2 separate regions of the Homo sapiens genome follow, and region 1 is linked to region 2. A link is an interaction called in ENCODE POLR2A ChIA-PET data of the cell type or tissue named here. Cell type or tissue: Panc1. All regions are shown on one strand. Links, peaks and the distances in the headings refer to the core of each region. The heading gives the core; the rest is flanking DNA. Region 1 has its middle 67 kb from the start of DCLK2. Region 2 has its middle 130 kb from the start of DCLK2.

Evidence for each region. Peaks named below come from ENCODE experiments on the same cell type or tissue, not always from the same donor. Only the 100,000 strongest peaks of a DNase experiment are listed, where the experiment ranks them.
Region 1: POLR2A ChIA-PET joins it to region 2 with 10 read pairs; 2 of 35 experiments call an interaction of 5 or more read pairs at or near these places.

The regions. Positions count from the first base shown.
Region 1 is chr4:150,005,389-150,017,496 of GRCh38, forward strand. No RefSeq gene overlaps it. Among named protein-coding and RNA genes, the nearest start is that of DCLK2, 67 kb to the right of the region's middle. In Panc1, for the core only: CTCF peaks have their summits at 5,314 (motif pointing right) and 5,515; a DNase peak (open chromatin) is centred at 5,333; H3K27ac peaks cover 2,311 bases.
Region 2 is chr4:149,947,364-149,959,471 of GRCh38, forward strand. No RefSeq gene overlaps it. Among named protein-coding and RNA genes, the nearest start is that of DCLK2, 130 kb to the right of the region's middle. In Panc1, for the core only: no CTCF peak of the experiment used is centred there; no DNase peak of the experiment used is centred there.

The sequences.
Region 1 (12,108 bases), core at 1,258-9,257, 57 kb after region 2:
TTAAAATTCAGATATAATTTATTACTATTATAAAAGAGTGATAGTGAAAGAGTAGTTGGTAGCATGTTTTTGGCTATTAAAGCATTGTAAGTATGGAGGAGATATTTATATTGTAGCTGAGAAGTTTTCAGAGTCATCAAGAAGCCTGCATGTGGTGTTTTATATTTTAATAATTCATTAGATATTCTGATTTAATCAGATGTTAAGCTTACCCAACAGTACTTTACAGAGCTCTGGAAAAAAAAATACGTTGCTACACAATCCACAGCCCTATGGGGTTCCTATTACTTTCCATCTTAATGCCCAGGAGCTGCGATTCAAAAAGCAGCACTGGATGATATATGTCAATGTGGTTCCTGATCCCACAGATAAAGATTATGTGGTTGGTGCTGCATGTAAATAATCAGCACTGTTGATTGTGATCTTGACAATTTTGCACAGTTTGGGTCCTGGCTACCTGAGATCATCTTTCTCCCCCGGGTGCTTCACAATAGCCACAAAGGGCAATGGAAGGCTATAAACTTGGTCAAAGACACATGGAGCCACAGGGTGCTTTGAGGGTCACTGAAGGGCAAGTATGCTTTGTGCACCATTTGTACCCCCTCCTCTGTGATCACTGGTGGTGAACTGGGGCAAACTTCCTCTAATGATTCCCCAAAGGAGGATTTTTTTTCCATCAAGTTCATGCCCTTGACCTTCAGATCAGGCAATGAAATCAGAAATGTTCAATAGCAGCAAGGCTAGGAACATTTATGCTGCTCTAAATAGCCACAACATAGCATCTATCGTATGATTTCTGAGCTAATATTGCTAATATAGAATTTTTAAATTAACTTATTCACTCAATAAATTTTTAATTAGGACATAGAGGTGAGATGACCCTCCATCCAAGCAAGAACACAAGTCAGGCTTTCAACTTTCAATAGAAGGTTAAACTGGCCTAGTGCATTCTGATATCTGAACCATGTGAGTCTCCTTTCAAGCAGTAATGCCAGATATTTGCACTCTAGGATTTTTGCCAGAATTTAATTTGAACAGACTGCTCCATGGATTCTGTCAAAATACAACAGGGAGAAGCGATTTTTGAGCACGATGGTTTATCCATTCCTCTCTTTAGGTATTCTAAACTGTCTTCTTTATCAAAATAGATCTCCAGAAAGCTATTTACTTGGACTACATAGACTTAAACCACTGAAGACCTATCTTCACTGAATTTACATTTTATTGTTATGCATTTAGCAATTCCTTTAAGAAATATCTACCTGAGAAACATTCCTGCAACCTTATATTGTGGAATGAGGAATTGAAAGTATTAGAAATTAAAGGGAGTTCAGAGACCTTTATTTCAGGATCAGCAATATCCTCAAGCTGCCTGGGTAATATCTTTAAAATTCAGCTCTCAGATTAATAAGAGAACAAAGTACCTACATTAAGTAATGATTAAAGTAAATGAGGTAACATAGAGTTCTGACACAAAGTAGATGCTTAAAAGAGTTGAATCTACATTTTGTATGAAATCTGTTGCTACTATGTTATTCTCAGTTCTTCAAATAAGAAACCAACACCAAGAAAATATTTGTTTTGTTTTTTTTAAGAATCATTACACTTCTTTCTTAAAAATAAAGAGAAGTGTCCACATTATGTATTTTTAGACTTGGCTGACAGGGTATAGCTAAATTTTTTTTTTTTTTTTTAGAAGGAATCTCACTTCTTCTCCCAGGCTGGAGTGCAGTGGCATGATCTTGGCTCACTGCAACCTCTGCCTCCCAGGGTCAAGCAATTCTCCTGCCTCAGCCTCTCCAGCAGCTGGGATTACAGGCATGTGCCACCATACTCAGCTAATTTTTGTATTTTTAGTAGAGATGGGTTCCATCCTGTTGGCCAGGCTGGTCTCGATCTCCTGACCTCAGGTAATCCACCCACCTCAGCCTCCCAAAGTGCTGAGATTACAGGCGTGAGCCACCGTGCCCAACCGGTATAGCTAAAGTTAATACTTTAACAATGATATTTACCTTGTTGTTTTCCATTGTTCCACATGGTCTTTTAAATTTCTATTTCTTATTTCATCACCCTATCATGGCTTTAAAGGTTCAGGAAATATTCAGCTAGATTTAAATCAGCTCCCTCTGTCTTTTCCCACAGTGGCTTTTCTATATCTTCATCACTGTCCCCAAGACAACACTATGCTCTACACCACTCAAAAAAATGGCCATAAATCTGTACTCGATTCTTAGGGCTGCTATAACAAGGTAGCTTAAACTGGATGGCTTAAAACAACAGAATTTTATTGTCTCATGGTTCTAGAGGCTGGAAGTCTGAGAACAAGATAGCCACAGGCATGCTCCCTGAGAGACTGTGTGGAATCCTGTCTCACCTCTTCCTAGTTCCTGGTGGTGGCCGTCAATCCTTGGCATTCCTTGGCTTCCAGCTGCATGACTCCAGTCCCTGCCTCTATCATCACATGGCATTTTCCTCTTTTTATAAGGTTGTATTGGATTAGGTCCCACCGAAATGACCTTATGAAGTTACACCTAGACCCTATGTCTAAATTAGGTCACATTCATAGTTACCAGAAGTTTAGACTTTTATCAAATCTTTTTGGGGAACACAATTCAATCCATAACAGCTTCCCACTTCTAGGAGAAAACTGAGCCCAAGTATTAATTGCTTCCAAATGTCTTCATAATATGTTCACAATTATCCATTGTGACCCTAATTCTTATGCACTTCCCTGAGCATCAGGAGGCAGCTCTCTCCTCTTTCCCAGGGCTGCACCTTCCAGCTGACCTCTACGTTCCCCCCCCTCCCTGCTTCTCCAGTTACCCCTCACTCCATCTCTCTCAGAACTTCACTTCTCTTCCTTTTGAATTCCTTTACTCTAGAATAGATTCAAGTCTTCCCCATCTATTTAAAAAAAAAAAAACCTTTATTTTGAATTTATTTGCTATTTTGAATCTACTTTTGCTATTATTAAGTTGTTCTCCTTCCCTTTGGAATCCAAACTTATAGAAAACTTATGGGACCAAAACATACAGAACTCTCCATTTCTGCATTCTTGCTACACGTCCATTCCACAAGGAATCATTGAGTGAAAAGGCACTGCTTGACCCTGACACTGGAGCCACAGAGGTGAGGCGGGTGACACAGCTCCTGATTTCAAGAAGAGAAAACAGATATTAGACAATACCTTCGCTTCTCAGTAGAAAAGAAGCTCCAGAGCTGTGAGAGTGCATAAGAAGACAAGACTAGACTGGGAAATTGGAGGATTCCCTGCAGACGATGTGACATAAACTAATAGGCAAAGAGTTCCTAAGTATTAACTACACAAAGGGGAAGTGGGGAAAATGTTCCAAGCTAAATGATTAATGGATGGGAAGTCCCTGAAGTAGAAGGAAATGTGTTTTCAAGGAACTGGAAGAGGGCTGGTGTGACTTTACTGTAGAGACTCAGGGGGAAATGGTACAAAATGATGTTTGTGGGACACCCAGTGAGCCACACTGAGGATTTGTTCTTTACTTTTAGGGTGGTAGGAAAATGACTTTAAGCAGGGATGGGACCTGATCACACTGCTTTTAAAAGGATCTCCTGGCTGGGCGCAGTGGCTCATGCCTGTAATCCCAACACTTGAGGAGGCCGAGGTGAGTGGATCACTTGAGGTCAGGAGTTTAAGACCAGGCTGACCAACATGGTGAAACCCTGTCTCTACTAAAAATACAAAATTAGCCAGGCGTGGTGGCATGTGCCTGGAATCTCAGCTACTTGGGAGGCTGCGGCAGGAGGATCACTTGAATTCAGGAGGCGAAGGTTGCAGTGAGCCAGGATTGTACCATTGTATTCTGGGCTGGGCGACAAGAATGAAACTCTGTGTGGAAAAAAAAAAAAAAAAAGATCTCTCTGGCCGTTAAGTAGAGAATAAATTAGGAGAGAGGAGGACAGATGGGAAAGAACAGTTAAGACACTGTTATAGGAGTCCAGCAGAGAGACTCTATAACTGCATTCTAGGGATGACAGTGGAAATAGAGTCCTGGGCATGTTGAAGACATATTAAGAAGATAGAATCAATGTGACTTAGTAATTGGTTAGCTATCTGGGGTGAAGGATAACCACATGTCCAGCCTGACCCCCAGGTTTCTGGCTTGACAGTTGGATAAATGACAGTGTCATCCCCAAGACAGGAAACACTGATTTCAGTGGTAGGGTGTCAGAATCAGAAAAGCGATGAGTTCCAATTAGAATATGTTGACTTGAGGTAGCCATGAGATCAAGTGGAATTGCTAAGCAGGCAATCCTCAACTTTAGCAAAACTGCTTAATCCTGCCAATAACCGGCCATTTGCTGAGTGTAATATTCAGCTCATTTGAACTCTGCAGCATTTGACACTATTAGTCATTCCTTTCTTGAAGCAAGAGCTCTTAATCTTTGATTTCTATTTAAAACAGTGTTCTCCTCCAGTTCTCTTCCTTCTCTGGCTTGTCTTCCTCTGCCTAACCTTAAAAGATCTGACTTTCAAATAGGACCTGAAATGAATAAACCTCAATTCTCCAGTCCCAACATCCCTCAAGACATACATATGAGATTCCTCTACTTAGATTTTCCACAGGTAGCTCAGATTCAATAAGCCCAGCCCAAATTAATGTCTACCTCTCCTCTCTCACCAAATTATTTCTTCTCCCGAATATGCTTCCTCATTTTATAGCGTCACAAGACAAACGAGGAGGATGAGGAGTCATCAGGCACTCCCTCACCACCAAAATTCAATCTAATTCTTATATTAAATAATTCTACCCAGGGAAGTCCCTGCCCCACTCCTTCACCACCTGTTCTCTCACTTCTTGCATGGGCTATGGCAATCCTGGTCTAACAGAAGGACTGGTGACCTTTTTCTGTAAAGGGTCAGACAGCAAACATTTTAGGCTTTGAGAGCCATCCTGTTCCTGTGATTATTCAACTCCCCGGTTGCAGAGCTAAAGCAGTAATGGACAGGGAATGGGCATGGCTGTAATCCAACAACAAGACTTAATATATAGACATAGAGATTGAATTTCATATAATTTTTACATGGCATGAAATAGTTTTCTTCTTTTTTAATCCCCCCACTTAAAAATGCAAGCACCGTTCTTAGTTCACAGGCTGTACCACAACAGACAGCAGGCAAGGTTTGTCCTTCAGGTCATCGTTTACTAAACCCTAGTCTAACGGCGCTCTCTCCCTCCACATGGCAGCCAGAGAGCAAGTCTGAAGTATGGAACTCACCTTCTAAAAAACCTGACTCCTTCCTTTGTGAATACACTTATGAGACCGAAACACACATCTCTTCCACCAGGTGGCCCCAAACTTATTTTCTAAATTCATTCCGTACTACCTTTCTCCCTGCATACAATGTTCCCAGACTCCAAGCATTCTAAACTGCTGGCTGTTCCCTGAGCGCTCATGCTCTGTGCCTTTTTAGTTGGCTCCAAGCTCATTCACATTAGACCCAAGCTAACCTAGTCTGGTGCTTTTTGGTAGCTAATGATAGCCCCAGAAAACATTTGAAGTAGGTGAGAGTTACCTACTACCCCACAACCTGGCTTCTTGGTTATAATTAAAGTAAGACTCATACCAAATTCTTCCACAACAGACATTAATTAGCAAGCAGACATAAGAGTGAAACAGCATATTTAACTTGAACTTCAGTGCAGTTTGAGATTTTGTCCATAATACCTCACCAGAGGCATGTGAAACAACATTCTGGTAGCAGGATTCAGCTAACTGAATATATTGTGTATACTGAATATACTGTATTTACTCCAATTCTGGCAACCAAGAATCAGAGAATAAGCCCTTACACCCAGAACTGATTGAGGGTTACATCTGATATGCCATTCTTAAGAGTAAGAGACAGAGACCTTGCTAAATTTCTATACCTAATCATGCAAGATAGGAGTGTCTCAAAAATATATTCACCAAACTACATACCTTGAACACCACTAATATAACTACTGAAAGCCCATTTCTAATATCTTGAATGGCTAATTAGTGACTAATTAGCTAGCCACTAATTTCACCAATGAAAGTCGATATAACTAGCATGAAACTAATAATATACATGTATTTTAAGCCTATAGTAATGAAGAGAGATTAAAAATAGCTAAAGCTTTTTCTCTATACCCTTAGAGTATAGGCTTGTGACTAAATGGCAGTGTACATGCCCCTTAGGTGTGCATAATCCAAATTAGGGGTCACCAGTTGACCCCTAAAGTATAGGTTTTTTGTTTTTGTTTTTGTTTTGAGATGGAGTCTCACTTTGTCACCCAGGCTAGAGTGCAGTGGCACCATCTCGGCTCACTGCAACCTCCGCCTCCCGGGTTCAAGCAATTCTGCCTCAGCCTCCCGAGTAGCTGGGATTACAGGTGTGCACCACTGTGCCTGGCTAATTTTTGTATTTTTAGTAGAGATGGGGTTTCGCCATGTTTGCCAGGCTGGTCTTGAACTCCTGACCTCAGGTAATCCACCCGCCTCCACCTCCCAAAGTGCTGGGATTACAGGCGTGAGCCAGCATGTCAAGCCTATAGTTTTAAATATTATACTCTTCTCTTACATAACATGTGACATTTCCACCACCTGAATGTTCTTCTCCTTCTTCTTTACCTAGAGAAAGTCTATTACCTTTGTGTGTGTGTATGTGTGTGTTTGCATGTGTGTTGATTAGTACATTTTTAAAAATTTAATCATCTTTTAAGACCCAGTTAAAAGTTGCCTATTATTTTAATAAATTCCCAACAACTTCTGTACATTACTTGCGGCCTAAGAGTAATAAACTTATTTTTAACCATTTCATAGATAAAGAAACTGAGGCTCAGGAAGTTTAAGTGGTTACCCCAGGTTAGGTGACAGAGCCAGAATTTAAACCCAGGATGGTCATACTAGATCCTATTAGTGAACTTATGGGGAAATGCTGAACAAAACAAAAAAGACCTAATAAGTTCAATTTAAGACCTACCTTAAGAAACCGTGCTATACTTTGTATGACTATTTACTTGAGGATGATTAAACTGGGATAAAATATAAAGAATAATAAAAGTGTCTGACATGCCTACCTCAAAGCTATTCGGTTTTATTCCATAGGTTTGAGATGAAACTCGCAGTATTTTGTGTATTTTTAATTAGGTATATACCAAAATTCAGTAAAGCCCTTTTCCTGCAATAATCAAAAGACTCTGGTCTCTTACTACTTAAAATTAATACATTGATGACTTATATTAAGTAGCCTGGCATATATTGGGTACTTGATAAATATTTATTACATAGATGAGCTACATTGGTTTACCATCCATTTTAAAATCTGACTCAAAGCCAGGCTACCAGATGTAGATTCTAGCCAATGCTCAAGGAAATAATGTCTTGATATACATCTTATCATATTACTAGGGTAATGTGAAGATTCCCTCTTAGATACACTTAGTCAACAGTTATTGAACCCTCATAGGCACTGAGAAACAATGTAATTTTCCCACACAAGGCATCTATTTGGAGCATATAACTTATACATTTGGTTATTTAGATTTCTCAGGCACGCCATCCACATTCAGTGTAAGATAGAGGTGATCTGAAAAACCTACCATCATCTATTTAGTCATCTGGACAAAGTGAGTCAGGGGAGTTATAAAATGTCAGAATTCCCAGCCAGTATAGTAAAGCACAATCCAAGTTCACTTATGGCAAAAGGATTAGGACATCAGCATTTAAAGTAATTCTCTCCAGCTCATAAATAAGCTCAAGGATGTATGCACTTAACAAAAGACTCCAGAGCTCCTTACGCAGTGACCTAATGTAGGGCATGGGATTATCCTTATAAAAGGATCACCAAAGAGGCATGTGATAAATACAAAATTAAAAGCGTGAATACAGAAGTGATTGTAGAACTTCTTGGCCCTGCTGATAACAGCAAGGATTTCTTTGTTGGCCTTATGTTCTATGGATGACACTGGTTTTGATTAGGAAGCAATTGAGAACTCAATGCCTCTCACATTTTGTGCCTTAGTACTTCTCTATCTCTGCTGGGAGAGCAGCAGTAATAAGAAACAGGTTCATGCTCATCATAATGTACCATTTCTGACTCAGAAATGAATACTAACTTGAGACTATGAACAATGCTCTTCTACTGGAAGCCCAACACCACAGAGGGTCTTTCTAGAACGTGTGACAAAAATGACACATTTTGAAGAAGAAGAAAAAAATGTTAGAAACCAAATAATCCTAGAAGCTTGGAAGCGTTTCTTTTTTTACAAAGAACATCATGGGTTTTCCATGTTCTATCTTCAGTAGGATGATGACCAGGGTCATTTTTATAGTTGCCTAAGAAATATATTTTTCCTCTATCACTATATTGAAATAAAAACTTTCTGTAAGTTCACTTTCTGCTATTACCATGTTAATATCACAAACAACATTAGATATAATTCTTGGAATTCTAGAAACTGTAATCTGATTTTTTAACAAATAGGATATTCCAGGCACTATGGAAATTTCTGATACTTGACTCCAAAAGCTCCTTAATAAACAACTTGTTAACTTCAGTGTCAATGTTGAGGGGAAACTGTTGATAAGCTATTAAGGTTAAGTTTTGCAAGGGCTTCCACCTTAAGAGAGAAAAAATAATCAGAATTTCATTGAGAGTAGCCTCTATGCAGAGGTACTACTTAAGTGCCTTATTCAATTACAGTCTCAGTTCATGTGACTTTGGTACAAGCATAGTTGATATAGCACCCCCAGGCTTGTGAAAGTGAATTGAAAACATATGTCCAGATGTTGGGGATATTATCTTGTACATGATACTTAACTTTTCTATACCTCAGTTTCTTTAACTATAAAAACAGGGGTAATAATAGCACTACAACTTAGAGCTAGTGTGAGAAATAAATTAACTGATCCCTGCAAAGTGCTTGGAAGAGTTCCTGGCACATAATAAATGTATCACTTTTTAAAACATTTTTTTTCCGACTTTCAAGTGAAGTCCCTCTAATTCTTGAGAGAAACTGCTTTTAAGTTTCTCATTCTCGGAAAACATGCTGACAACTTCATGTCATTAAAGATATCCTCAAAACCGAAATACATGAAGTATTAGCCTGTGTTCACACTGCTACAAAGAACTGCCTGAGACTGGGTAATTTATAAAGAAAAGAGGTTTAATTGACTCATAGTTCCCCATGGCTGGGAGGCCTCAGGAAACTTACAATCATGGCGGAAGGCGAACGGGAAGCAAAGACCTTCTTCGTATTGTGGCTGGAAAGAGAGAGCTAGCAAGAACGGGGAAAACTGTCTCATAAAACCGTCAGATCTCTTGAGAACTCACTCACTATCACGAGAACAGCATGGCAGAAACTGTTCCCATGATCCAGTCACCTCCCACCAGGTCTCTCCCTCAACACCTGGGGATTACAATTCAGGATGAGATTTGGGTTGGGGACACAGCCAAACCATATCATTCCATCCCTGGCCCCTCCCAAATCTCATGTCCTTTATACATTTCAAAACACAATCATGCCTTCCCAACCATCCCCCAAAGTCTTAACTCATTCCAGCATTAACCCAAAAGTTCGAGTCCAAAGTTGCATCTGAGACAAAGCAAGTCCCTCCCACCTAGGAGCCTGTAATATCAAAAGCAAGTTAGTTACTTCTAAGACACAATGGGGTTTGCGGGCATTGGATAAATGTGCTCATTCCAAATGGGAGGAATTGGCCAAAACAAAGGGGCTACAGCCCCCATGTAAGTCCAAAATCCAGCTGGGCAGTCATTAAATCTTAGAGCTCCAAAGAGCTCTTACTCTCCTTTGACTCCATGTCTCACATCAAGGGCACACTGATGCAAAGGGCTGGCTTCCACAGCCTTGGGCAGCTCCACCCCTGTGGCTTTGAAGGTAACAACCCCACACCCCTTCCCTGGCCACTTTCACAGCTGGCAAGTGTCTGCGGCCTTTCCAGGCACACAGTGCAAGCTGTCAGTGGATCTACCATTCTGGGGTCTGGAAGACAGTGACCCTCTTCTCACAGCTCCATGAGGCAGTGTCCCAGTAGAGACTCTGTGTGGGAGCTCCACCCCACATTTCCCTTTGGCCCTGCCCTAGCAGGGGTTCTCCATGAGGGTCCTGCCCCTGCAGCAGACCTCTGCCGGGACATCCGGGCATTTCCATACATCCTCTGAAATCTAGGTGGAGGTTCCCAAATCTCAGGTCTTCTCTTCTGCACACCCACAGGCACAACACCACATGGAAGCTAACAAGACTTGGGGCTTGCACCCTCTGAAGTAATGGCCTGAGCTGTACGTTGGCCCCTTTTAGCCATGGCTGAGATGCCAGGCACCAAGTCTCAAGACTGCACAAAGCAGCAAGTCCCTGGGCCAAGCCCACAAAAACCATTTTTTCCTCATAGGCCTCCAGGCCTCTGAGGGGCAACCATGGGAGAGGCAACCATGAAGGCCTCTGACATGCCCTGGAGATATTTTCCCCATTGTCTTGGAGATTAACATTTGGCTCCTCATTACTTATGCAAATTTCTGCAGCTGGCTTGAATTTCTCCCCTGAAATAGAGTTTTTCTTTTCTACCACATTGTCAAGCTGCAAATTTTCCAAACTTTTATTCTCTGCTTCCCTTTTAAACATAGGTTTCAATTTCAGATCATCTCTCTTAAGTTCAAAGTTCCACAGATCTCTAGAGCAGGGGCAAAATGCCACCAATCTCTCTGCTAAGGCATACAATGAGTGACCTTTGCTCCAGTTCCAAATGAGTCCCTCATCTCCATCTGAGATCACCCCAGCCTGGACTTCATTGTCCATATCACTATCAACATTTTGGTCAAAGCCATTCAACAAGTCTCTAGGAAGTTCCAAACTTTCCTACATCTTCCTGTCTTCTTCTGAGACCTCTGAGACCTTCAAACTGTTCCAACCTCTGCCTGTTACTCAGTTTCAAAGTTGCTTCCACATTTTGGGTATCTTTATAGCAGTACCCCACTCTGTGTGGTACCAATTATTGTATTAATCTGTTTTTACACCGCTGTAAAGAACTGCTGGAGCCTGGGTAATTTATAAAAGAAAGAGGTTTAATTGACTCACAGTTCCTCATGGCTGGGGAGGCCTCAAGAAACTTACAATCATGGCAGAAGGCAAAGGGGAAGCAAAGACCTTCTTCCCATGCACAGGAAAGTGAGAGCTAGCAAGAGCAGGATGCATTAGTTCCTTTTCACGCTGCTGATAAAGACATACCCGAGACTGGACAATTTACAAAATAAAGAGGTTAATTTGGACTTATAGGCTGGGGAAGCCTCATAATCATGGCAGAAGGCAAGGAGGAGCAAGTCCTGTCTTATGTGGATGGCAGCAGGCAAAGAGAGAATGAGGAAGATGCAAAAGCAGAAACCCCTGATAAAACCACCAGATCTCCTGAGTCTTACTCACTACCACAAGAACAGTATGGAGGAAGCCACCCTTGTGGCTGAATTATCTCTCACCAGGTCCCTCCCACAACACATGAGAATTATGGGAGTACAATTCAAGATGAGATTTGGGTGGGGACACAGAGCCAAACAATATCACAGGGAAAACAGCCTTATAAAACCATCAGATCTCCTGAGAACTCACTCACTATCACAAGAACAGCATGGGGGAAACCTCACCCATGATCCAATCACCTCGCACCGGGTCCCTCCCTCAACAGGTGGGGATTATAGAGATTACAATTCAGGATGAGATTTGGGTAGAGACACAGCCAAACCATGTTACACAAAAAGATAATGCAATTTTCCAAAATAAAATGATGCATTTATCAGTTTGATGATTCCATTTTGAAATTTAAATCTTTGAAGAATGACTGGAGGTGTTGTAAGAGCTACCCATCAATTATCTCACAAAGGGATTTCTACAGTTCTGTTCTACTTATTTTAAGCAAAGTTGGAGTAGTGATGGACCTTATTAGCCTTGAAATTTGCACACAAAGAGTGCCAATGGCATAACAGATTTCTGTCTTTCGTTCTCTATTTGGTTTATTTTGGTGAAAAAATGAAAGTTTTTATTCTACCAACCACAGGAGATAGCTGATCAACTTAAAACCTGTAATATGCTACCAAGACAA
Region 2 (12,108 bases), core at 2,386-10,385:
CTTAAATATTTAAATGTTAAAAACAAAACGAAAACTATAAATGTATGAAAACATGAGAGAATTATTTTTATAATTTTGAGGTAAGAAGGCCTTTCTCAATATAATACAAAACTAGACAACATAAAATGAAAGGTTGATAAATTCAACCACATAAAAACTCTACGGGAAAAAAAAAAACACCATCACAAGGTTAAAAGAAAGCAAAAAATTGGATAAAATATTTGCAACATATTTTGCATTACACTAGGGCTAAATGCCACTAGCTCTGTTGAAAAACCAGCAATGATTATGAACAGACAGTTTCTAGAAAAGAAATGTGGAGAAAAGACTTATGACCTCCAAAACTATAATTTAATAAGTTTGTGTTGTTTTAAGCCATTTAAAAAACAGGAAATGTGAATAAGTCTTAAATATATGAAAAGATGCTCAGTCTTACTCATAATAACAGAAATACAAATTAAAGTTACTAAGAGGTAGCTTTTTCTACCCATTAGATTGATAAGAATCAAAAACTTGGCAATACCTAAGAACCTGTTTTCTCAAAAGCTTGCCCAAAGAATATATTATCAGTGTAAATTGATACAACATACTGACAGCAATTTGACAATATATATGAAAAGCACAAGTGTACTTAGTTTTTGACCCAGGAATTCCAGTTCCAGATATTTATCCTACAATACATATGAATATTTGCCAAATTATGCATGCACAAGGATATACATCATTGCATTATTTGGAAAGATTGGAAAGGACTTAAATGTCCATCAACAGGAGCTGCTTAAATAAAATATAGTATATTTACACAATGGAATTCTATGTAACTGTTAAAAGGAGCTCTCTATATATACTAATTTGGAATAAAAAGATATATTGTTAAGTGAAGGAATGCAGAAAAATATGTGTATTATAATTCTTTTTGGGTTTGCAGAAGCAGAGAAATATATATATACACATACATACATATGCTTGCTTACGTAATGAATATCTTTCTAAACATATATAAGAAACTCATAACAAAGGTTGCCTACAGGGAGGAGAAGCTGGCCAGGAGAGAGGAAGTAAGGGAAATGTACTCTTAGTATTCATGTCTCTGTGCATATTTTTAATGCTGTAATATGTTTATATATTACCTATTCAAATTAATCATTTAATTAGATTTAAATACAATAGAATAAAAATGAATGGCTCACAAAATGAAAAAGATAAAAATTATAGTTTATAATCTCCAATTAAATGTGTCATCCTGGGCTAACATTAATGTTTGAAAAGATATGTAGGCTTTCAATTTCAGGTAACATTCCAGATAAAAAGTTGAAAGATTTCAATTAGATAGCTCTATAAAATGCATTGTTGCAACAACAAACCTAATGTTAAAATAATTTATTTATAATTGAAACTTAAAAAATAATAATTCAAACTTGAAAAAGGGACAATGTTTATTTCACTGTGTAAAAACAACAGTTACAGCAATCCCAAATAGCCTCAGTGTTCTGCCATTAAAAAAAAAAATTAGTATGGAAGGCCAAAGCAGGCAGATTGCTTGATCCTAGAAGTTTGAGACCAGCCTGAGCAACACAGTGAGACCCTGTCTCTACAAAAAAATACAAAAACTAGCCAGGTGTGGTGGCACGCACCTGTAGTCCCAGCTACTCAGGAGGCTGAGGTGGGAAAATGGCTTGATCCTGGGATGCGGAGGTTGCAGTGAGCTGAGATTACACCACTGCACTCCAGCCTGGGTGACAGAATGAGACCCTGTCTCAAAATGAAAAGAAAATAAAATTAGTAAATTCAATGAGAATAGTCTTTGTCTTGTTCCCTGTCATCCCCAGAGGCTGTGACAGAACCAGACACAGTATAAGGGCACAAAAGTATTCTGAGTAAATTAAATATGTAAATTGAATTATATCTAAAAGAAACAATGAAAAACATAATGCTATAATGTATCACTGAAATTCTTTGTAAATTGGGCTTTGTTTTAACAAATATTAATCCAAATTTCTGCTGTTCTGATTTTCACAACGTCTAGGGTCTCACTGACTTTTTACCTGGCACATTTACTGTACTGTTAGCTCTGGAGAACAGACTGCAAGGTTTACAATTTATGGGCAAATTTTCATATTATGGCACTTTCTCTCTCTTCACACACACGCACGTGCACACACACATGCTCACAAGCTTCTCACTTTTACTGTTGTCAGGCTGCTCACTTCTCATACCAGCTGCTCCTCCCGCCTGCTCCCTCCAAACATAATGTAAAGCCTCCATCTGATGCACAGAAGGGACACCAACAAAGATAAGAGTAAGTTTCTGAGGCTGGTTCTATTCTCCATTGAGGCAGAGGGTGTTGAAAGAGTTCAAAAACTAGGTAGCAGGAAGATAATGTGGTTTCAGTCTAGACACGAAAATAGAAACACTGGCACCAATCAAAGTAAAGGAAATTGTCCTTTTAGGAAAGGAATTTTCCTTCTAGATGACATTCAAAATCCCAAATCCCTTGCTAAGAATGAAGGGCATTTAGTGATAAAGATTTAGTCTCTTCTGAGAAAGTCATTGAATTCCTGATAAGAATTTCCATGTCTTGATTTCCAACTAGTGGTGGGGTTTAGTAAGGTCATTTTAGGTGTATTTCTCATCACATAAATTGATTAAAGAATTTGGGCACTCTGAGTTCCTGGAAGAATATCCTGAATGTAGATTTTTTTTTTTAGTAAAACTTTCAAAAGTGGTTCATAATAAATAGTTTCGTTAAGTCTTATAATTGGAGTATGGAATTGAATAACCAACCCATGTATTATTTTTAATTGTCTAATTAAGATGACCTCAGCTGGGCATGGTGGCTTACACCTGTAATCCCAGCATTTGGGGAGGCTGAAGGCAGACGATCATGTGAGGCCAAGTTTGAGGCCAGCCTGGGCAACATAGTGAGACTCTCTCTACAAAAAAATTTATTTTTTAATTAGCCAGGCAGGCTGGAGTGTGCCTGTAGTCCTACCTACTCTGGAGGCTGAGACAGGAGGATCACTTGAGAGCAAGATGAGGCTTCAGTGAGCCATGATTGTGCCACTGCACTCAAGCCTGGGTGACAAAGAGAAATCTTGTCTCCAATATAAATAAATAAATAAGAATAAAAAATTTAAGCTGAGCTTAATTAAAATTATGTTAAAATCTGGTTTTTATTTTTCTTTTTATGAAAGTATAGCTTATTTTTGTTCAATTAAATTTTTTTTAATTTTAATTGGAATGCATCTGCTATGGGAATCTAATCCAGTCAAGTCAGTGACAATGTCACAGGAGCCATTGCTAAGAAGGAAAGCAGCAGGAGTTGGGAGAAATCAGGTCACACAGCAAAAACCAGAGGCAAAAGCCGTGGTGGAGAATCAGGGTGACATGGAGCAAACGTAACAGTCATCTACAAAACAGAAGCCTAGGGCCCAGCCAAACCAAGATAATAATGTGAAAAGGATTAGATGAGATAAAGTGAGTATAAGCAGAGAGGTTTTTGTTCAAGTGCAGCACTGCTGAGGGGAGGAAAAGGAACTACCAATTGTACAGCCAAGCCTGACTCCTGGGAGTTCCATTTGCACCTTATCCAACACATATTAATCGATACTGTTTTCTGTACAAACACTAAGCTGAGTACTGGGGTAAAGAGAACAGTCTCTAACTTCATGGATCTTATATTATGGCAGGGAGCAGGGAGTGGGGAGCAGATCAAATAAATAAATAACCTGATTAGGAAGTAAGCAAATACCACTTTAAGATTATGATAGAGCTATGAAGGAAGCAGGCAGGATGCTGAGAGGCAGAACAGGGAGAGAGGACCTATTTTAGAAAGCACGGTCATGGAAGGCTGAGAAGGAGCCAGGCACAAAGAAAAGTGAAGGAAGAGCTTTTTATACAAAGGGCACAGCAAGTACAAAGATCCAGAGGCAAGAAAAACTCAACCTATTCAAAGAACCGCAAGAGAATCCATGTGGCTGCAAACTGGTTCTCCTGAGGTGGCCCCCAACACCCATCACAACTTATCCCACAGCTCACAACCCTCTTGAAATCATAGCTTTACTGTAGTGTCTAAATTATTCTTCCTCTTTCATTTCTCTTTAGAAATATTGTCTAAATCATACCCTCAAGCTAGTGATAAATAGAAAGAAATTTTCTTCACATTGTTTTTTGTTTTGTGTTCGTATAATGATACAGTTCAAATACAAAAAAAAAAACACTAGGAAATTGTTTAATCAATGAATATGCATTTGTATGTGTGTCTACAAAAGCCTGCCCACATGACTTAGAATCACCGACCCTTCCTTGTTCATGAGGTTACCATGGCACCCATCTTTTCAGAGCACACAGCTTATATCCACATCTAGCTGTGTTGGCCCCGCTAGGTCTCAGTGGGGAGAAGTCTCTTTAGAGAGCTACAGCTAGAGAGAGTCAGTAGGTGATCTAGATCTGATGAGAGAACAAAATATGCAAGATTAAATGAATCATGCAGTCTGAAGTCAATTTCCTGCCTTGTATTTGTTGGTGGTAATGTTAATACAGCATTTTAAAAATAAGTTTTTTATATATGAAAAAGGTTTGATTTTTGGTCCACAAGCTAGTAATACAAAAAAAGTCACATTTCTTTATTTCCTTTCTATAAACCTAAATAAAACTCAATCTCCATCCCAGCAGGTGGTGGGAAATTCAATTTTAATCATTATGGGGTTTTGTTTCTTCCTACTCACTGCCACCTCCAACTCAAGGTCATGCAAAGGTCTCCTTTTAGAGAGGTAAAAATGACATTATCTGAAGGCTCTAGAACCAGACCACCTAGATTTGCATCCTGGTCCTGCCACTTACTAGCGTGAGATGTTGGGTAACTTAATTAACCTCTTTGATGACTAGTGGAGATATGATAGTAACTACTTCATAGAGTTTTTAGACAATAGATGAGTTAATATATATAAGTGTCTTAGAATGATGTCTGGCACTTAGCTGTGCAGCATATATCTATCATCATCATTGTCATCATTTTCACATGATGTGAAATTATCTAAGATATTTCTCCAGCTGCTGGTTCACTCTGGTTATCAAAGAGGCCCAGTCTCCCAACCCAAAGGATTTTCTCATATTTCAAGGTCCTGCTGCTTCTGCCTGGAAGCTCCTAAGCCTCTGAGGTGTTGTCCCCACTCCAGGACAACAACTTGGAATGACCCACAGGCCCCCATCAATATTCCAACTATTTCCCAAGAATCTCTTTGCAAGCATCTCCTCCATTTTCCTCTCTTAGGACCACTGAAAGCTTCCCCTCCCTCTCAGAACACCCAGCAAAATGTCTTCAGTGAGCTTAGACTTCACAACAAAACTCAACTTCAGAAACTAATAGAAGCTCCAAGCAATTTTTGCTGCTGGAAAAAGGCTGGTTACCTGCTGTGTGGGGAGGAGTCAGGGGAATGGAATCGCACAGAGAGAATAAATACAAATCTTTATTTTCCTGTCACACTGATTCTGTCATACTTGCTTAGGCTGACACATGCTCCAAACGACTGTAAATATTGTACAACCAACAGCAGTTTCACAAGTGAAAACGAATCTGTCTTTGGTAATGGCTGATTGTTCCTGCCTGTTTCAGGTGGTGCTCCAGGATAGAAGAGCAAAAGGACTGTGACAGAAAGCACAGGAGCCCTACTAGGTTTCATTTTTAAAAGAAGGAGAGAGGCCGGGCATGGTGGCTCACGCCTATAATCCCAGCAATTTGGGAGGCCAAGGCGGGTGAATCACTTGAGGTCAGGAGTTCAAGACCAGCCCGGCCAACATGCTAAAACCCCATCTCTACCAAAAAATACAAAAATTAGCCAGTCGTGGTCCCAGCTATTTGGGAGACTGAGGCAAAAGAATTGCTTGAACCTGGGAGGCAGAGGTTGCAATAAGCCGAGATCATCACTGCCCTCCAACTTGGGCAACAGAGTGAGACCCCGTCTCAAAATAAAAACAAAAATAAATAAAAGAAAGAGAAAGAGAATTTGGGAAGCCCCAAATGAGTGGGCAGTGTGATTTGCAACCTCCACTTGAATTTGGGGGCCATTAGAGTTTGGAGATTCACCCACATTCAAAACAAATCCTGAAACAACTGCAGTATAAATGAGAAAAGCAAACTAGGACAGGACAGAGACACAGGGACGGGAGTACTTAGCAGGTACAGAGGAGCTGTGACAACGTGAGCTGAGGTTGGGGGACCAGTTAAGGGAGAGGAGAAATAAGTACTGGAGATTCAGGCAGGGAGCCAGAGAGGATGGTTGTCCTTGATGCATTTGGGCAGCAGAGGCAAGCAGAAAGTCCACTTATGGTGGGAGCAGAGCAAGCGAAAGCCCTGAGGGGGAAAGAAGGAGACACAAATCCCAAACAATGACTGGAACCTAGATGGCTCCACCTCGTTCTTTGACACTTTGCTCATCTTTTGTTGACACTCATACTAGAAGCTCACTTTGATTTTTTCCATATGATTATCTCTAGCTTTGTTTCTAACTGTGCTATCTGAGTTGCTTTCCAGGCCCACACTTCTTTCATCTGTTGGGGGAGACAAGGAAGGGAGAATTCTGAGAAGAAAACTTATTTATTCAGTAAGAGGACCACTGACCCTTTTCATGGCTTTTGATCACTTGAATTTGTCAGTCCTTCTCTGAGCCTGGACAGAATTCCAGCTGAGAAGGACATGGGGTTGAAAGAGAGGGGTCACCTGTCCTTTCTCCCCATCCTAGGTGTCTTTACTCCCGATGACCCATTTAAGGCTTGAGGGTGGTGGAGGGGAAAGTCCACGTCTCTGAATGCCTATGCACTAGTTGGGACAGAAGTGACAAGTTTTTCTTTCTAAATAGACGTTCTAAGATGTGACTTTCTACCTCCAGGGTGTCCTTGATGAAGTTCTCACTTTGCCTTGGCTCAAGAGTTCATGAACCCTGTCCTATACTCCTAACAGGAACTGCGTCACCTCCTTTTGGATGGAAAACAACCTCTTGCTCAACTAAAGTGGCTTTCTAAAGGCAGCCAATGCCTTTCTTTTAATTGGCCTTCAAAGTTTCTAAAATAAGTACCACAGGAAACTTTCTTGTTCCTTCCACAGCTATGTGGAGCAGGGTGCTCTGTGGTGTGTGCCCCTGACACCCTCCCCACAGGCAGTCATGTTTAACTGCAGCACACACCTATATATGGGGCTGAGGAAGTTAGCTCTGGGTCCAGTCTCACATAAAGGCAGGTAAAGACTCACAGATGGGAGCCCCACATATACTAGGAGACCCTGATGATTGAATGACAGAGGACCAAGCCTTGTCTATACTCCTTACAGCAACAGCTGGACCTCACTTTGAAACCTGAAAAGTCGTTCAGCTTTAGAACACATTGAGATAAAAGTGGACTTCAGTATCACTGTTTGCTCTTTCTTACCTTGGGAGGTTACTGCCTGAAGTCTCAGTTTCCTCATGTATAAAATTAGCATAATAATAAGACCTATCTCACAGAGCTGGTGTGAGGATTTAATGATATTATATGCATATAGCTTGCAATAAAATGCCTAGCACAGAGGAAGCACTCAACAAATACTCGTCACCTACCTTCACTTTTCTTTTTCTTTTTTTTTTTTTTTTTTTTTTTTTTTTTTTTTAGTGCAGTGGTGCCATCTTGGCTCACTGCAACCTCCGCTTCCCAGGTTCAAGCAATTCTCCCACCTCAGCTTCCTGAGTAGCTGGGACTACAGGCACCTGCCCCCACACCCAGCTGATTTTTGTATTTTTTGTATGCTGGCCAGGCTGGTCTCAAACTCCTGACCTCAAGTGATCCTCCCACCTTGGGCTCCCAAAATGCTGAGATTACAGGAGTGAGCCACCATGTGTGGCCTCACTTTTCCTTTTCTATAAAAAGACCACCATTGTCTATTCTTCCTGACTTAAAAGTTTCATTATAAAAATCACTTTTTTGAGTTTAAGCAAAGGTATAGTCTCAAGAAGACAATAGTTAAATGCCCTTGAATTATTGGGGATGTAAAGGGGGTCGAGGGTTTAACCTTTTTTCAAGAACACATTAGCCTGGATTTGGTTTTATTAAACAAATAATATGTCTACTATTTATCTCATTAACCAATTTCAAGGAAGTAGCAAGAGTGGCATAGGGAGAATGGAGCTTCAGATCTGTACCCTTATATTTTTTTGTGAAGGTGAGGAAAAATCATGAAATGTCTAGAGCTTAGCAGTTACACAGGGAGAACAAGCCTGAGACAGAAATGAGGGAAGGGGTCCTGTGGCCTCTTGCCAAGGGACAAGTATCAAGTCACAAGGAGGAGAGAATAAAGACATGGTTTTCTGAATTTCTATTCTCCCTAGAATCAGCCCTGCATTAGAAAATAAAATAAAATAATGCAGATTATTAATTGTATCAGCAGGTAGGTATTTTAATCCACTCTGCTCAAACATGTCAATAAGAACTTGCAAGCAATACTTCTTGTCTTCTTAAAGTTAACTATATTCTCTTTCAATGACAGGGTTTCTCTAAGACTAAAGAATTCAATTCAACCAGCATCTATCATGCCCCTATTATGTGTCTTCACCCTACAAGTCTCTGAAGTGACAGGGAATAAATCTTGTCTCCACTAAAAGCCAACTCTGAAAGGCCCACTCTGAAAGACAAAACAGGGATTCAGGAGTAGCATGCTAGTCATACAACGTTAGTAATATTAACACAGAATTTATTGTTTCTGTTCCACTTATAGTTGGATTGAGACTATCATAGTGATCAGAGGAAAAATAAGTTCTAGTGATTAACACAGAGGGGGGTGTGTGTGTGTGTGTGTGTTTTACATATTCTTTATTTTCTTACTCTGTTCAAGGCCAAGAGCATTCTCCAAGTAACTGATATCTTCAACAGAAGGTGGTTGATGAGGTAATTGTGCTCTAAAGCCTATAATGCTCTTCAAAAGAAAGATCAATGCTGGGATAATTCCAGCCCAGCCGACAGAAGGGCTATGGAAGACACTGAAGTTTAGGGTGCACAGAGAACTGAAGACAAGCATGAACCACATGAAAGGCTTTAAGAACATGTAACTGATGATCCATGTGATAACAAATGCAGAGGGAAACCTGGGGTATTGTTGATCATGAGGGTCTTGGAAATAGAACAGGGGAGGGAGGACATTCCTGATAAGGGCAGCAACATAACAGAATGCCCATATTTGGAAATAATCATAGGTATTTGGAGACACATATTCAAGAAAAAAAGTGTGCAGAAACTAAATCACTCCACCAGTCAACCTCAAAACCTTCACATTGATCTCTGGTATACTTCTTTGCCATTTAACTCTACTTAGTATGGTTTATTCTTTTTTTATATGGTTGAATCTATATAAATTGAACGGTGTGTCAGTGCTTGTCTTACACTCTTTTGTGTATACTTCTCAATATAGTGGCTTGCAGATACCCATATGGTTGGATTCATAGTTGATGCCCAGGCATTGGAAACTGGATCATCAGCTGCTCACTCGTAGCGCTTTGCTAGTTTCACTCCATCTGTTCTATGTTCTCACCTGACTGTTGATCTGAAAGCTGCACTACTAAGCTTTAAATCATAGGTTTTCAGCCTTTGCTGCATTGGCATCTCCTGAAATCCTGGAGCCTGTTACCCACCCCCAGATATTTTGATAACTGGGTAGGGCATGACTTGGGCATCAGGATTTCTAAAAGCTCCTAAAGTGATTCCAATGTGCTTTAGAAGCAGAAATGAAACAAGAACAGGAAGGCCAATGGGGAAAAGATGAGTCCAGAAAGTTGTCTTAGCTATTTTAAAGTCATTTATCACAGTGTTATTGGTCATATTAAAATGGCAACATTTAAGTAAGCATATGAATAGAAATGTCTTTGCTTGAAGAACTAAGAGAAAATTATTATGTAATTTTAGGTCATTACTATTATCGGGTATTATTAATAAGTACAACTAATTGTAACCTTTGGATTAGATGAAACACATAAGATACAATTATTATAATTAAACTATTTGAATATAGAGTACATTGTGTTAATAGCTTGAGCAATTTTAATGAAGTATATATGGAAATTTCAAAGCATGAACTCTGTATACATGTCACAAATATTTCAGGAAAGATGTCCCTTATCATACCAACTAAGGCAAAATATCTATATATTGTGCTCCACACTGAATAACTTGTCTTACATTCCTAATAACCATAATAACAATAGTTATCACTTATGGAAGCATGGTAGTAAGCACTTTGGGGTTATTAATGTCAGCTTCATGACAATCCTTAATGCAGGCATTGTTTTCTCCTTTTGATGAGGGAATTAATATGATGAAGCCAATACGGTCAGGGTGGTAAATTTGAACCAATGACTGTGGGACTCTAAAACGTATGTTCTTGTGTACCACACTAAATTTTGAACATAACAAGCAAGCAAATTTGAACCAGTTCAAATTTTTGTATTTTAGTGTTTATTAACAAAACTACTCCCAATCTTAGAACATAATTTCAATTACAACCTAACCTTTTCATCTGGTTGTACATAACCCCCTGCACTTTTCTTACACTCTGTTCAAACTATATCAATCTTTCTTTCCTGGATAATTCAATGATATTTTTCTCTCCCATTGCCTTAGTCCATGCAATTACTCTGCCTAAAATGCCCTTCCAAGTCTTGTGCATCTTATCATTTTCCTCATCCTTTCATATCCATCTCAGATGTTACCCCTTCTATACGTCTTCCTTGATCCTTTGGTTTCAATCTGTCCCTCCTTGAAATTTTCCTAGAACTATCTTGTTTTTAGCACCTGTATTGTACCTACTTGCATTACAATTATTTCTTTACTTATCTTATTCTCTCTAAATTATGAACACTTGACCATAGAAACTCTTACTTTTTGTCTTCATATTTCCCTCAGGGCCAAAAGAAGAGGTTCTCAACATGTGGAGCAGCATCACCTAGCAACTTATTAGAAATGCAAAATCTCACACCACACTCCAGATCTACTGAATCAAAAACTGCAGGGCAGGGCTCAGCAGTCGTGGTTTGTTTTTGCTTTTTGGTTTTTTTTTTAAACTTTTTGTTTTGAAATAATTAAGGATTCACAGGAAAGTGCAAAGAAATGGACAGAGAGATTCCATTTGCCCTTCATCCAGCTTCCCCTCCATGTTAACATCCTGAATGAGTATATAAAGCAATTTCAAAACCAAGAAATTTATATTGGTACAATCCATAGAACTTATTCAGAGATATCACCATTTGTGTGTGTGTGTGTGTGTCACATGAGCAAATTTATCACAAGTGTAGATTTATGTAACCACCACCACAACCAACATATTTAACTAGGCCACACACAGTGGCTCACACCTATAATCCCAGCATTTTGGGAGGCCAAGGTGGGAGGATCACTTGAGCCCAGGAGTTTGAGACCAGCCTGGGCAACATGCAAAACCTTGTCTCAACAAAAAAATACAAAAATTAGCCAGGTGTGGTGGCACACACCTGTGGTCCCAGCTACTCGGGAGGCCAAGGTGAGAAGATTCCTTGAGCTGGGAGGTCAAAGCTGAAGTGAGCTGTGATCACACCACTGTACTCCAGCCTGGGCAACAGAGCCAGACTCTGTCTCAAATATGTGTGTATATATATATGTGTGTGTGTGTGTGTGTGTGTGTGTGTGTGTGTGTTTGTGTGTGTGTGTGTGTATATATATATATACGTACGTATATTTAACCATACCATCACAAGATCCCCTGCGGCACCCCTTTATAGCTATACCCATCCTGAACTCCTGGAAATTACTAATATGTTCCCTATATTATTTCATGAGTGAAATCATGCAGTATGTATACTTTTTCATGTAGTGTATGTGCTTTTTTTCACTTAGCATAAATTCCTTGAGGTTCATTCAAGTTGTGTGTACCAACAGTCCATTCATTTCTACTTTTAATAGTAGTCTGTGGTGCTATGGTCTGAGTGTTTGTGTCCTCCCATAATTTCATATCTTGAAACCTAATTCCCAATGCCACAGTATTAAGAGATAGGACCTATGAGAATAATGAATTAGGTCATGAAGTTCCAACCTCATGAATGTGATTAGTGTCCTTATAAA